2 separate regions of the Homo sapiens genome follow, and region 2 is linked to region 1. The links are chromatin loops, found by intact Hi-C in ENCODE. Cell type or tissue: natural killer cell. All regions are shown on one strand.

What was found. Peaks named below come from ENCODE experiments on the same cell type or tissue, not always from the same donor. Only the 100,000 strongest peaks of a DNase experiment are listed, where the experiment ranks them.
Region 2: it touches region 1 in a loop (6-fold over the local background); 7 of 110 quality-filtered maps call a loop at or near these places.

The regions. Positions count from the first base shown.
Region 1 is chr10:17,506,062-17,514,061 of GRCh38, forward strand. No RefSeq gene overlaps it. Among named protein-coding and RNA genes, the nearest start is that of ST8SIA6, 55 kb to the left of the region's middle. In natural killer cell, no CTCF peak of the experiment used is centred here; DNase peaks (open chromatin) are centred at 1,180, 3,300, 4,360 and 5,430; H3K27ac peaks cover 6,609 bases.
Region 2 is chr10:17,450,751-17,458,750 of GRCh38, forward strand. It overlaps ST8SIA6 (ST8 alpha-N-acetyl-neuraminide alpha-2,8-sialyltransferase 6), which reads right to left and starts at 3,845. Exons shown (of 8, transcript NM_001004470.3): 1 at 3,405-3,845; 2 at 2,809-2,907. The coding sequence starts at 3,505. In natural killer cell, a CTCF peak has its summit at 3,848; DNase peaks (open chromatin) are centred at 2,791 and 3,811; H3K4me3 peaks cover 1,863 bases; H3K27ac peaks cover 1,916 bases.

The DNA of each region.
Region 1 (8,000 bases):
GGAGGCCAAGATGGGTGGATCACCTGAGGTCAGGAGCTTGAGATCAGCCTGGCCAACATGGCAAAACCCCGTCTCTCCTAAGAAATACAGAAAAAAAAATATTTGCCGGGCATGGTGGCGAATGCCTGTAATCCCAGCTACTCGGGAAGCTGAGACATAAGAATTGCTTGAACCCAGGATGCAGAGGTTTCAGTGAGCTGAAATCATGCCATTGCGCTGCAGCCTGGGCAGCAGAGTGAGACTCTGTCTCAAAAAAAAAAAAAAGGAGGAGAATAAAAAAGATAAAAAAGGAAGAAACACTTCTACATGAAGACTGATCTCCTACCTGTTTTTAATTCAAGAAGCACTCTCTGAGGAGAGGGGATGGGGAAAGAAGGATAAACCATTAAGGTCCATCGTCCTATTCCATTAGGAGAAAACTCTGAGAGATAATGAGACAGAAAGGCTCGACAGGTTTCCCCAAGGACAAAGCCAACTAGTTGCTTCAAGCAGCAGCTCCAGAAGAGCAACTATAAATTTCTTAGATCTCACACCCATTAAAATTCTAGGAAAAGGAGGCTAATTTTGCAAGTAGTCAGCTCGAACTTCCTGTTATGTGTGCCTCTTATAAAATGACGCGAAGAGGATTATATGACAGGAACAGTTGAATAGCTACAGCAAAGTTTCCAGGTTCTCGTAAAGACTATGTAAACAGATTCATCTTGAGAAGTCTACAGTTTTTTTGTTTTGTTTTGTTTTGTTTTAAATAATTAATTAGATTTAAGCACAAAAGGAACTATTTAAATAATTACCAAAGGTACTACCAATGCTGTTATATAAGTGATATCTCTGCTGCATACCCACTGGTACTGCTATGCCCTGTCGAATATGTATAAAAGAGGCATATTATCAAGAGAGGACTAGCTTTTGTAGATTGAAGACCCAGTGAAAATGGGAAGTAAATCTCTGGCCAGAGTAGTCAAAGTAATTAGGAAAGGAGAAGAAACAAGATGTTTTGACCACCAGTGAGGGTGATTAGGTGCAATGGTAGATCATTTCCAAAGATGGTTGCCAATAATTGCCACAGTCCCTGAATGTGCAAGCCACTCCTTTCATCAAGATTCATCAATCTATCTCTCTCCCCCTTGAATCTGGGCTATGCTGTATCTTGCTTTGACCAAGAGAACATAATGGAAGTGATGGGACATCACTTCACCTAGACTTCTAAGCCAAGGCCTTAAAAGAACTTGTAGCTTCCACTTTCGCTTTCTTGGAAGCCATTTATTATAGGCTAGACTATAACATGGTGAGAAACCACATGGAGACAGTGGTCTATGCCTGTAATTCCAGTGCTTTGGGAGGTCAAGGCAGGAGAATCGCTTGAGGCCAGGAGTTCCAGGCCAGCAAAACCCAATCTCTATAGAAAATAAAACATTAGCTGGACATGGTGGTGTGTGCTTGTAGTCCCAGCTACTTGAGAGACTGAGGCAGGAGGATCACTTGAGCCCAGGAGTTCAAGGCTGCAGTGAGCTATGACTGCACCACTGCACCCCAGCCTGGGCCACAGAGCAGACCCCTCTCTCTGAAAAAAAAAAAAAAATTTAAAAAGAAAAGAAACAGAGGCCGAGCCAGTCCCATCACCCAGCTGAGGTACCAGATGTGTGAACGACCAACCTCAACTTGAATGTTGCTGCCTCAGCAGAAACTAAATGCAGCTACAGGAGTGACCATAGCACGCACTCACTGGAGCAGAAGAACATCTCAACTGAGCCCAGCGAATTATGAGAAATAACAGTCTTTAATAATAGATGGAGAATTGAAATAGGTTCTCTGTCCCCAGTGACAATGAAGAGCTAGTTTGACAACATATGTGCCTTGATTGGTGAGTAGACCAGATGTGTGGACAAACTTCTGGGTAAGTCAGTGGCTTCCTGAAAGATGTGCAGTTTATTAGTCCATTTTCATGCTGCTGATAAAGACATATGCAAGACCGGATAATTTATAAAGAAAAAGAGGTTTAATTGACTCACAGTTCCACCTGGTCGGGGAGGCCTCACAATCATGGCGGAACGCGAAAGGCATCTCTTACATGGTGGCAGACGAGAGAAAAACGAGAACCAAGTGAAAGAGGTTTCCCTTATAAAACCATCAGATCTTGGGAGCCTTATTCACTACCACAAGAACAGTATGGGGGAAACCATCCCTGTAATTCACCTCCCACCAGGTCCCTCCCACAACACATGGGAATTATTGGAGCTACAATTCAAGATGAGATTTTGGTGGGGACACAGCCAAACTATATCAGGCAGTAAAGCGGTATCCATCCAAGCCACCAGAACGCCATTGCCAGTTCTGACACGATGAAGAAAGAGCAGACAAACTGGGATTGAGTTGAAGGGTTTTCTGAACACTTCCAAACTTAGACCGTATGGCAGAATCCCAGAAAGCTGAACGATACAACACAGAAACAATAGCTCATTCCTGTTTGCAGGGTTTGGGGGAAGGGACTAAAATGGCAGTCTTTTGAAAGGTGCAAGGAATACAGATAGGTGACGGGGGAAATTGATACAGAGACATGAAGGCAAGCAAAGCTAATAAGCCAGTCATCAGAGGGGCGCTGGGGAATCTCTGGGAAATCTCTGGAAATACACGGCAGAATGACGCAAGCCACTCGAAAAGGAAGCCAGAATGAATGACTATGTTCATGCATATGCAAACATGTATACATATGCATGGACGCCGATGGTTTTCTGGGAATGCTGCAAAAGGAGTAGAATGTGCCCCTTGGTATATTCCAGGAAACTGATTTCCCAGGGAAGGCAAAGTAAGAAGTACATGGAATAGGCTGGGTGTGGTGGCTCACACCTGTAATCCCAGCACTTTGGGAGGCCAAGGGGGTGGATCACAAGGTCAGGAGTTCAAGACCAGCCTGGCCAAGCTGGTGAAACCCCATCTCTACTAAAAATACAAAAAATTAGCCCGGCATGGTGGCAGGCACCTGTAATCCCAGCTACTCGGGAGGCTAAGGCAGAGAATTGCTTGAACCCAGGAGGCAGAGGTTGCAGTGAGCTGAGATCGTGCCACTGCACTCCAGCCTGGGCAACAGAGCAAGACTACACCTCAAAGAAAAAAAAAGTGCATGGATTAAAGTTTACAGGTGAGGTCCACGGACATTTTTGGTGAAACCGAACTCACAAGCTGTGATCATTGCCAACTAAGCAGTCAGACATGAAGCAATCTTATCTCAAAACTGCAGAACATTTCCTGACAGAAAAGATACACACAAGTCTAATGGATGGGAAGCTTTGCAGTGAGAAAGCCACATCTTCTCACTTCTGCATGGCACACCACTCTATGGGCTAGTCAAGTGACAAGCTGATTAATGCATCAGAGTTCCCCAGAAACTGCTAAGACACTGAAAACTGTTTCATGAGAACACAAATTTTATTCAGTAATGAGACTAAATATAATAACTGAGAAGAATGTTATTGCAAAATATCAGGCAAATGAATTATTGTTTTCATGACAAAGGTCTTCAAAGCGACAAGAGAGAGATTGTATATTAAGCAACTTTAGTAAAATATTCTGTATGTAATGAAATAAAAAAATTTAAATTGGGATTTGCACATCCTTGTTTTTGTGTCTAGATCAGGTTCTTGAAAAACCAACTTAATTGTGTATATAATTGATATTTATTAAAGTATAGATTTTAAAATATTACCCTATTAAATTGTTCACAGTGTTGAGGCATTTCCACTGCTTTGTTGTCAAAAACACACGTCTAACTTCTAATAATTCCTTAAAAGTTTCCTTAATTTTATTTTCCCTTCTATATTTCCACACTAGTGAACAAATTCATTTGGTAGAAATGGTATTTTAGAGATGATATTCAAGTACGTATTATACTTGGATGAAAATAAACAAAGTAATGATGACTTGTTTTTGAGTCTTTCAATTTTTTCATTCTTACTGTGGCTAGAGTACGACTATTCTAATAAAAACATCCTGTTTTAAAGAATCAAAACATAGCAAATGTATCACATTATATCGAGATTTGAATTTAAGATAATGAAAATTATTGCAAATAAAATAACAGCTTGTATTTGGCAATCTGTAGCCAGAGACTATGATATGACAAATAAAAATATTTTTAATCAGAGAAAAAAATATTGGAAAAGAATTTCCTTCTGTTAGCACAATTAATTTATAAAATGCTGGTAAATATCTACCCTTTACAGTGTGACGCTATCTATAAAGCTTTGCAGTTATTTAATTCATAAAGCAACTCTCCTTTTACAGGTAGCAAAAAAGAGATACTAAAAAACTGGCCTGTGGTCTCACAACCCACAAGGAACTTGGGACTCTAAAGTTGAACCTCTCACAGCACTAACCGCAAACAAGAGTTTTGGTGGCCTTTGTGATACCAGAGAACAGCTTCTCTTTTCTGTTCTAGTGCTTCAAGTTGACAGTGTTGCTAATGATTTAGGATCAAGATCATTAATTCTACACATTTTACTACATTAAAAAAATTTTTTTTGAGACAGGGTCTCACTGTGTCATCCAGGCTGGAGTGCAGTGTCACAAATACAGCTCACTGCAGCCTTGATTTCCTGGGCCCAATCAATCCTCCTGCTTCAGCCTCCTGTGTAGCTGGGACCACAGGCACGTGCCAACATGCCCATCTGATTTTTTTTTTGTAGAGATGGGGTCTTGCTATGTTGTCCAGGCTGGTCTCGACCTCCCAGGCTCAAGCGATCCTCCTGCCTCAGACTCCCAAAGTGCCAGGATTGCAGGTATGAGCCACTATGCCCAGCCCATTTTTGAAATAACATATGGAAAGCAGAGTTATGTTAGCAAAAATTCTTAAATTTGTAATGCCAACATTTCAGCAATTCTTTAGCTGGGGAAAAAAAGAAGTACTAATAGTGCAAATTCTTGGTTAAATAATTTTAACTAGCAATAAATTATCATTGTATAATATTTGAAAAAAGAAGGGAATGTTAAAAGACAATAATCCTGCCCAGAGACATCGTACAAAATTTTAGCAGCTGGATAGAAGTATTGCTGTTTTGCAGTGAGCCTAAGGGATTATTTGGTCCAGTTCCCATCTTCGGTAGCGAAGGCATTTTTTATCCAGTAAGGTTAAGTGACTTATCCAGATTGCGTGGCCACTAAATGGTGGAGAGAAGACAAGAACCTCAGTCTCTTGCTTCTCCACGTACTTTACCTTTCTGTGCTTGACAACATCCTTTTAACTTCTGTACAGAGAGGGGACCCAGCCTGCTGGAGGAAAGGCCCAAGAGAAGTCGCTGATCCCAGCTAAGGGAAGTAGACATGTAAGCCCCAAAGAGAATGCTTGCAATTTACAGACTAGCCAGAAATTTACAGCTTTTATCAAACGCATTCAAATACGTTTGAAAAACAAGAACGTCCACAGTCCGGATGGGTGATCATGAGTTATATCAGCCCATCTGCGTGATCATCACACTTCTGATATGACTCATTGTCACTTCAGAAAGTATTTGTTATGGTTTGAATTTCTGCATCTGTTTCTGGAAGTTGTAGGGGGAAAAGTTGAATTAACTTTGAATTATCAATACTACTGCAGAAAACTAAAAAATGATTTGCATTTATTTTATCTTATTTTTATTTTTGAGACAGGGTCTCACTCTCTCACCCAGGCAGGAATGTAGTGGTGCCATCACAACTCATGCAGCCTCAACCTCCTGGGCTCAAGCAATCCTCCCACTTCAGCCTCCTGAGTAACTGGGGCAACAGGCACGCACCATCACGTCAGGCTAATTTTTTTTTTTTTAAGAGATGTGGTCTCACTATGTTGCCCAGGCTTGTCTCGAAGTCCTGGGCTCAAGCAATCCTCCCATTTTGGCCTCCCAAAGTGCTGGGATTACAGGTGTGAGCCACTGTACCCAGCCAAGGTTTGTGATATTTTAAAACAAGGGCTAATACAAATTACTTGTAAAACAAGTCTCAAGTATATTTTTAAATTCTAGATTGGTTTTCTCCTTTATTCCCCAATCCTAGTGCCACTTCCAAGGCTACATATACTCACAGAATTAAAATAATTATAATATCCATCTAAAGAATATTTTTAATAGCATGACTATCTTGCCACATTCAGACACAAACAAGCTTATTACACATCTTTAATTTTATTACTTAAGTGCTCACTTGCCCAGAATTGCCCCCAAGAATTCTGGAAGTTTTTCCAAGAGGAGAGAAAACTGTGAATCTGATCAGTCCTGACTTTCATTTTCATTGTTTAATGCTGCTGCCAGATAGTTTCTTGAAGACCCTGTGTCATTGTCTACTCTGGTTTCCAATGATCCTACTGCTCAGACCGTGAAGTTTCTTAAAAGGAGAAAGATCCCTCTCTCTGTGGTACTTCACAGCAGGGCCCTTATGACTATAGTTCTTTTATTTGCATTCACCTACTCAGTGCCCTAAGCCCATGCAGACTAGCAGAAGCAGGAGCAATTTCCAGCCTCATCCAAAGGTTGCCCTGAAACCAACAAGCAAGGTCCTATGTTGATCCTGGCCACAAGCCCAGACAATCCCTTCCTGATATGAGTTCTGTCTTGGAAATTCCTGGTATCCATGCAAGCCAGCCTCAGACATTAGTCAGCACCACCTCAGTTCTCAAAGCAGTTCTTCAATAACAGAAACAGTAATGACATTAATACTTAAAAGCCTGTTCTAAGTACTTTGTTCATTTAATTCTCATAGGAATCCTTTCAACTTTTGCCACATTTTTCTGATGAAGGAATGGAGCTATCAAGAGATTAGGTAGCATAGCTTGTAACTGGCGGGAGGATTTGAACCTAGGAAGGCGGACTCCAGAGCCGGTACTTGTAACCACAGCTCCCTTAAATTCCAAAGGGAAGAGATTGAGGTCTCTGTTTCCTTGGAGGTTCCCGGAGCCCTGTGTAAGAATGTCCCTCCTGTCTACTTCCCCAAACCCAATACTTTAAAGATTATAGAGCAGAGACTTTGTCAAACAACAAATAGTATTGCATGATCCACTCCACAGAGCAGTTAGGCACCTCCGTGTCTGGGTAGACAGAGGCCACACAAGTGATCCTTCCAAGAATGAAAAATAAAAGTCACTGTCAAAGGTGATTTTTGGTCTCCATCTGAGTGAGAAGTGTCTAGAAACTTTTAAAACAATGGTTTAGGTTTTTTTGTTTGTTTGTTTTTTGTGGGGTTTTTTTTTTTTTTTGAGATAGAGTCTTGCTCTGTTGCTCAGCAGGTTAGAGTGCAGTGGCACAATCTTGGCTCACTGATGTAACCTTTGCCTCCTGGGTTCAAGCCTTTCTCCTGCCTCAGCCTCCCAAGTAGCTGGGATTACAGGCATGACCCACCACACTTGGCTAATTTTTGCATTTTTAGCAGAGACGGGGTTTACATCATGTTGGCCAGGCTGGTCTCAATCTTCTGACCTCAAGTGATCCTCCCACCTCGGCCTCCCAAAGTGCTGGGATTACAGGCATGAGCCACTGCACCCGACCCAAAACAATGGTTTTTAATATGGCAATCATAAAACTTGCATCAGGGGGAAATGACATCTTTATTTTCACTATCTGTTCACTGAAATCTAGCATTTTCTTCACTTATAAATATTGGTAACAAACTGTAACAGTATTAGCAATACCTGTGGTTTTATGACCACTTGAAATCACATATATTTTCATATCACAGCAATTTGCAGATATGTCAGAAGATCACTTCTACCTACTCACTACTTTGAAATTCTGCTAGTCACAAGACTAACATAACTAAATCTTATGTTCAGATGCCAATAAAGAAGCACCTATATTGCTACATTGCAAATACATTTTTAATAGTTTGGTAACTACATTTCTTTTTTTTTTTTTTTTTTGAGTTGGAGTCTCGCTTTGTTGCCCAGGCTGGAGTGCAGTGGAATGATCTCGGCTCACTGCAAGCTCCGCATCCCAGGTTCAAACTATTCTCCTGCCTTAGCCTCCGCAGTAGCTGAGATTACA
Region 2 (8,000 bases), 55 kb before region 1:
AGCATCTTAAAGTGAGATGAGATGGTAGGAGCAATCCGAGAGCCTGGGCATTTTTCCTCAGAAAGAACAAATATTGCCAGAAAGAGTCTCTTCAATTGTCACCTCTAAGCTTTTGCCTGGATTGAATATTTGAACACACACACACACACAGACACACACACACACCATCTTTCCCAGCACCTATGGCAGGCAACACAGTGGGAGATTAAACGTGTGGGATTCTGGATTCTCCTGGCCTGGGTTTCACTCCAGGCTCCACAATGTGTTAACTCTGTGACTGTGGGCAATTTACTTCATCTTGTTGCTTCGATTTGCCCCTCTGTAAAAATTAGAATAACAATAGTTTGTCTTAGTATTTCTTAAGGATTCAATGAATTAAATGTAAAGTGCTTATTCCCAACAGCAAAGTCATGGAATCAACCTAAGTGTCCCTCAGTAGAGGACTGGATAAAGAAAATGTGGCATATATGTACCACATACTAGAACTCAGCCATAAAAAAAGAAGGATTTAATGTCTTTTACAGCAACAGGAAGGGAACTGGAGGCCATTCTCTTACATGAAATAACTCAGAAAGTCAAATACCACATGTTCTCATAAATAGGAGCTAAATAATGTGTACATATAGACACAGATTGTGGAATAATAAACACTGGAGACACAGAAAGGTGGGAGAGTGAGAGTGAGGGGAGAGCTGAGAAATTATCCATTGGGTACAATGAGTACACCCTATTTGGGTGACGGTTGCACTAAAATGCCGACTTCACCACTAGGCAATATATCCATGTAACAAAAATGCACTTTACCCCCTAAACCTATTTTGAAAAATTTTTAAATTAAAAATGTCAAGTGCTTAGATCAGTGTCTGGCCCATAAGAAGAGTTCATTAACTGTTGGCTCTCCTTATTCCTACCAGCATTATTACCATGAGGCTCATGTGGGAAGATCAGACCAGCTCCAGAAAAATGAAGAAATTACAATTTCTCTATACAACCAAGTAGTATGGTGGATTAAAACTTGCACCCCTGCTCCATAAATAACCAAAATCATAAATGATAAAGGGGACATAAAATAAATCAAAACATAAAGAGGCTTTTACAAACACAGAATGGTATAAATTTTAGAAAGCTTAATAAAATGGGCCATATTCAGAATTATGAGTTACCTATATTAGCCCAAGAAGTATGCCAAGTAGAAAAGAAGTATGTCAAAAGAAAGTGAAAAATTCATCAAAGATTACCTCTAAAAACGACCTGAGATCAAACCATTTAATGAGTACATTCTTTCCAACTTTCCCCAAGGGTCAACCCTCGAATGTGTAATAGCCACAGGACTCGGGAAAAGATGGAATGCTTCTCAGCTCATCAAGAAAGCTAGGCTACCTATAGTACACCAACCTGAATAGAATAAAACTATAGGACACTATTTTTCTCAAAAGCTTTTGTTACTCCAGGAGGTCCTAGTGCCTCTAATATGCTGTGAAATTCCAATGAGGGGGTGGCAGGCAGTGGTGTTCCTCAATTCAGGGTTTATCCAGCCACTTCCAGACCCTTCTTAGAGCCGTGCTAGAGCTTCCTGGAGTTACACCATCAGAAGATTAAGGTGGATCCAAGAGCCAAGAATATAGAGAAGCATACGCAGAAGAAAAGGGATTTGCAAGAGATAAAAAGAGGAAAAGAGACCGTATAGCAGATTGCAATCATAATAGCAATGCTAAGGCAGGAAGCAGTACATTCTGCTTGTGAAAATGTAAATTGATTCAGCCCTTCGAGGAAGCAACTGACAATGTGACTTAGAATCTAAAGAGTACATACTCTTTGACTTACTAATCTCAACTCCTGTCTGTCCATCTTGGGTAATTAATTTGAAATGAAGATAAAGATTTACATACAAGGATGCATTTCATAGAATTACTGATGGCAAACAAAATAAAACAGAAACAAGAAGCAACCTAAATGTCTGAAAATGGAAACTATTAAATAGATTATGGCATGTTCAGATAATAAGTTATGCAACAATCCAAAGCAATGTTTTTGTGGGGGGAGGGGAATGTAATGACAGGTATAGGTCTAGGATTTTTAGAAAAAAGGCAGAACATAAACTGCAATGTATAATCTAAGTTATATTTTTGAAATATATGTATATAGAAAAGACTACTGGAAGAAATATAGACCAAAACCACCTTGAATATGGTCTCTGAGAGGTAAGGACTCTGAATGAATAACATTTTCTTTTATACAGTTCTATTTTCTAACTTTCTGCACAAAGCTGTATTACTTTTACAATCTGAAAAAAAAACAATTACTGCCTATGAATAAAAACACATGTGAATGATAAGAAAAAAAATTTAAGCCTCCAGTCACTAAGGACAAAATCATTCCTAGCACGCAAAACAAACCTGAATCTTAACACCGGTGCCCTTTAAAGCATAGAAAAGAAAAAGCAAACCAACCAAATCCCTCCATAAAGACAGGCTGAGCTGCTTCTCTCCAAAGGTGGCGGGGTCGGGGGCGGGGGTGCTTTCAACACACCATTGTCGAGAGGAAAACTCAGCACCCGTTTTTCAAATGCAGCTGCTGGAGGATCCCCCTTGATTCAAAGACCATTCACATCCAGGCTTAGAGGGTTGAGGGAGTGTGAAGGGTGCCCCCCCCCAACCCCGCGCCCTCTTCAAACACACGCACACTCTTACACTCACTCGCGCCGTCCCAGCCTGCCTACTCCCAACGAGTCCAAGCCGGTGCAGCCGCGCCCCATGCCCGGCTCGCAGCTCCCGAGCCCCAGTCCGCCCGCGCTGGGCGCCGCTGTACCTGTTAGTGGCGCGCGGTACCGCGGTCGCCGGGCTCCGGAGCGTCCTCAGCGCTGCGGGGGTGCCGTGGGTGGCCTCCCTGCTTTCCTCCACCAGAATCCTGCACAGCCGGGGAGAAAACTTAAGTTGCTACACCCCGCCGGGAGCTGTTGGCTGAAAGGCTGGGAGTCGCGCTCCTTGCCTGGCAGGGAGATCTCGCACTCCCCGGCTCCCAGGCCAGGTCCCCAGCCCCAGAGTTGGAAGAGCCTTAGGGCGGGAAGGAAGAGACAGCAAGGACCAGAATGGGGAGCATGAGATCCTGATGCGGAACCCGACGGCAGGTCCCGCTCCACAGCTGCCTCGCCCACAGCGATGCGCGCTAGAGCCCCCGCAGCCCTGACCGGTCCCTCTGCTCCCCAGCCGCCGTCCACCGGTCGGAGGGTCGCCTCCCTGCGACCCCCTCCCCCACTCCACTCTCAGGCCGTCGCCGCCCGTGGGCTGCTCCCCGCCGCGGCCAAAAGTCTCCGCGCCCGAGGGGAAGCGATGGGCGGCTTGGGGGTCCGGGGGCGCCAGGCGGGGCGCGCGGCGCGGGGCGCGGCCGGCGGGTGGGTGGGTTACCTGGCGCGGCCGGGCGCGTCTGCCGGGCACCAGAGCAGGCGCAGCAGCAGCAGCAGCAGCAGGCTGGCGAGCAGGGCGAGCAGTGCGCCCCCCGGCCGCATCCTGAGCCACAGGCGCCGCCGCCACCGCTGCTGCCGGGGCGAAGCACAGCCCGGGCGGCCCCGACTCGCGGCTCCCGCCGCCGCCGCCACCGCCGCCGTGGCCGCAGCCCCGCGCACCCACAGCGTTCACAGGCGGCAGCGAGGGGCGCCCGCAGCCCACCCGGCAGAGTCTCCGCGGCGGGCGGAGAAGAAGCCGCGTTCGGGCTCGCCCCGGGCTCCCGGCCCCGGCCCGCGGAGCGCCGCGATCGGCTGGCAGATGACGATTCGCCGAGCTCGCCGCCTGTCCTCCCGGAGGCGCTCGGAGCTGCTGCGGGCTCCGGTCGCCGCTGCCACTGCTGCTGCCGCCGCCGCCGCGCGGGGTCACCTGAAGGTTGGGGCGCGGAAGCTCAACTCCGTGCTGATTGGGCTCCAAGTTTTCTGCGCCCTCGCCTCGTCCCGAGTGCCCGCGAATCCCCCGGACGCCCACGCAGACCACCCAGCCACACCACAACTCTGCCTGCGGAGAGAGGAGAGGAGAAAAAGGGGCCGCTTCAAAAACTTTCAAAACTGTGCAGTCGCTTGGCTGGATCCTCCCACGCATGAAGAAAGCTGGGGACTGGGGAATTGCTGGGTGGATCATGACACTGAACAGAAGCAGTAACCTGTGCTTACTTCAACCCAGATTCAGAGGGACAGCGAACTGGTATGAGGGGCTAGGAGACCTTTAGGCATGAGCACATTACTACCTGGAGACCCGTTTAGCCCCTGCCTGTATTTGCAAATAGTTTTATTGGAAAACCTCCATGCCCATGGCTTTGTATTATCAGTGACTGCATATGGCTGTATGATCTAGGGCTGCAAGGGCAGAATTGAGTAGTGATGACAGAGGTGGCATAGCCCACAGGGCCTAAAATATTTACCATTTGAAACTTTCCAGGAAAAGTTTGCATACTGCTCTTAAATAAGCAAGAGGCCATTAGCTTGAGGCTGTCTCTGTACGTTGAGTTCCCACCTAACAATGGAAACCTACATTAGGCTGTAATGAACAGGGGGCTACTGGCCAATCATGGGCAACCAACTCATTATACCAGGCCCCACAAGGCAGCCTGCATAGCTATAGCCAATCAGTTTCTCCACTGTGCTTCTGAGTTTGGCCTATCAGGCTTTGCTGCTCACACCATGGGGTGGACCTCACTGGACCTCCTCTGGTTGTGAGTGCTGCCCAATTCATGAACCCTTTGCTCGAATAAACTGTGCTAAATTTAATTTGTCTGATGTTTTTCTTTTAACACTGCTATGGGCTGAATGTTTGTGTCTCTACAAAATTCATATGTTGAAACCCAAATCCCCAATCTAATGTGGTGGTATCTGGAGGTGGGGCCTTTCATACCTGATTAGTTCATGGGGTGGAGGCTTCCTGGTGGAATTAGTTCCCTCATAAGAGCAGGCAGCGGGGAATTTGCCTCCTCTCTCTCTGCTCTGTGCAGTGTAAAGACACAGCACGAGGGCAGCTTTCTGCCAAGCAGGAAGAGGACCCTCACCAGAACCTGACCATGCTGGCACACTGATCTTGGGTTTCTTACCCTCCAGAACTGTGAAAAATAAATTTCTGTTCTTTCGGTCACCCAGCCTATGGTATCCTTCTTATGGCAGCCAGAACTAAACCACGGTCTAGATCATATTGGTTAGTATCTCATTTACGAGTATCTCATCTGTTGCAGGAGAGTGATCCAATGACACTATGAAACAGACTGGCTCTCTATTTTTTTAAAAGTGGGTCTCAACTCTCTATGCCCTAAACTATCCTGACTGCCCAAGCCCCCACTTAGCCACTTCCCTAGGTTTTAATTCCATTGTGGTTATATGCAGGCTTATAAAATTATTCACTCTTACTTTTGTATAGTTTCGAGATTTTTCCAAATGCAACCCTTGGATTCCACCATCTTGGGAGTACCTTGATAAGATCTTTTGAAATGACTTCAATTTTGAAAAGGCTTTCATGAGTTAACTTTCCCAAGCAACAAAAATATGATATTTCAACTGACATCTCCTAGAAGCATATGGTCTTCACCTGAAAGAGGCCCAAGTGAGAGCCATTTGGGAGCAACCAGGCCAGACAGCCAAATAAAGCTGTCACCAAAGATTCCATCACAAGAAAACATATATCAAGGCAAGAGATACCAGTGTCCCTAGTCTCTTTCTGCTAATTCCGGATTTACTCTAAAAACATCTTGTTGAATACAAAACAGAAGTTTGCACATAATAATTGATCAATAAATGTTTAGTCAATGAATAAAAGCACATAAGAACTAGTGTTATTTTTAAAGAGAAAATGGAGCAAAAAAACTAAAAATAAATGTGACTAGGAATGTGATTTCCTTCTATAGCTCATCACTGCTGTTAATATATGTACTAATCAGGAATAAAAACAGGCTTCTACTTTTATATAAAACTAATATTTGTAGGGATTCAGTTGCTTCATCTGAGTATGACATAAAGTAATGCTATACTCAGGTAGTGATAGAATAATACAGAAATCTAGTTCTACATATTTCAAAGTTTAAGCCGTTTGTTAAATAAGTAGAATATGGCACAATCATCTAGAAAATGAAGAGTTGCCTGGATTTGAAAGATATTCCAATTTTTATCTCAGTGCAGAAAATTGTGCAGAAAACTAATGCTGAACATGGTTTGCAGAAAAAGAAAAAGGCATTATTGTATCAGCCAGGAAGCTGCAATTTCACCTAATTTACTAAAGTTTAATATTTCAGCACAGCTGGGCTCAAGGCAACAGCAGAAGAGTCAGCCTTGCACTGGGTTCCCTAAACACCCTTGCTGCAAATGAAGTTACTTTTTATCAAGCCAATGGCTATCAGCAGGGGACTCACAAAAGCCCATTTTAATTGGAAAAACAAGTGTAAATTTGCAATGGGAATTCTGAGCCCAGTGTTAAAATTTGACAGTAGGGAACTTTACCACAAGCTTTCTAATTTAAGACCTGGGTGGGTAAGATATGAATTATCTTGCTCATCCTTGAGAGAGAAAGAAACCTGACAAGAAAATGATACCTTAACATTATTAGCCATAGAACCACTACTGGAAAAGTGTGCATTTGGTAGCTTAACATTTCCAGGCTTGACTTGCAACCCTAAAGATCTATGCCATGTAGTAATTTGAAATGCTGCTGAGGCCAGGAATTGAAACGTAAACTCAGGTTGACATCCGGATGCTGCTCCCAAGCTTGTGTAAGTGGCGAGCCTACCTCACTCACCCAGTCCACTCCACATGGGCCTCTCATTTTGTCTTTGTTATTCTTTATTCATCATCATGAATGTCCTTACCTTCATAAAATAACTTTTAAAAAATGATTGGGAAGTTTCGATATATAAAAAGTCTCCAGGCCTATGGAAATCTTGAAAGTTGAAGTTTCTGATTTGGAGTGTAAGGTTTCTTATTTGGCTAACAAGTGACTTTCCACAAAAAAGATGATTCAGGGGAAAGCTAGAAACGTGTAAGATTTCCATAAGTGTGGATTTGGGGATTCAGAAAGATGAATCACAAATATCAAGAGTCTACCTGACATTTGATATATACATAATATATATGTATATACACTATATACATAATACATAATGTACAGAATATATAGCATTATATACATATTGTGTATACACATTATGTATACACATACGTATTATGTATACATATTATGTATATATTATATACATAGTATATACTACATATATACATAATATATACTACATATATAATATATAATGTATATATACACACTAGATACATTATACTATATATGTATGTATATATACATTATACATTATGTATATATATACTATGCATATACATTCCATATAATTATGCATATGCAAATTGTTATATAATATTATGTATATATATTATGTATATTATATTATATTGTGTATATACATGATTATATATTATGTATATAATATAAATGTATAGAAACTATATATACATATATTTGTTTACATAGTATGTATATATACTGATAGCTATAATGTATCTCCATAATTTTTTTCCTTATATTGAAGATTCTTACTGATATATAACAGTGAATGAGTGTACATAGATATGCTATATCTCTACATAGATTATGTGTATATATACACACACTATATAAATAAATATGTGTATATAGAATGCATATACATGTATACTATGTATATACACACTAAATACATAGCAGATACAAATATATCTCACTGGTATATATGAACATCTTCAATATAAGGAAAAAAAGGAATGCTGTGAGAAACGCACAAAAAATTGATGCACCAAAGACTCTTTTCTTCATTCGGGAGACATTTTTACCTCTCTGTTTAGAAAGGATGATTTCTGATGTTTCAGACTGCTTGACTGGTTTTTGTAACGTTAAAGATTTGTGAGGACTACAGGACAATAGGTCATTTATAACATTAAGCTATACCTTGGGGAGGACGTTTATAAGACTATGATAACCAAGACTACATATTTTCTT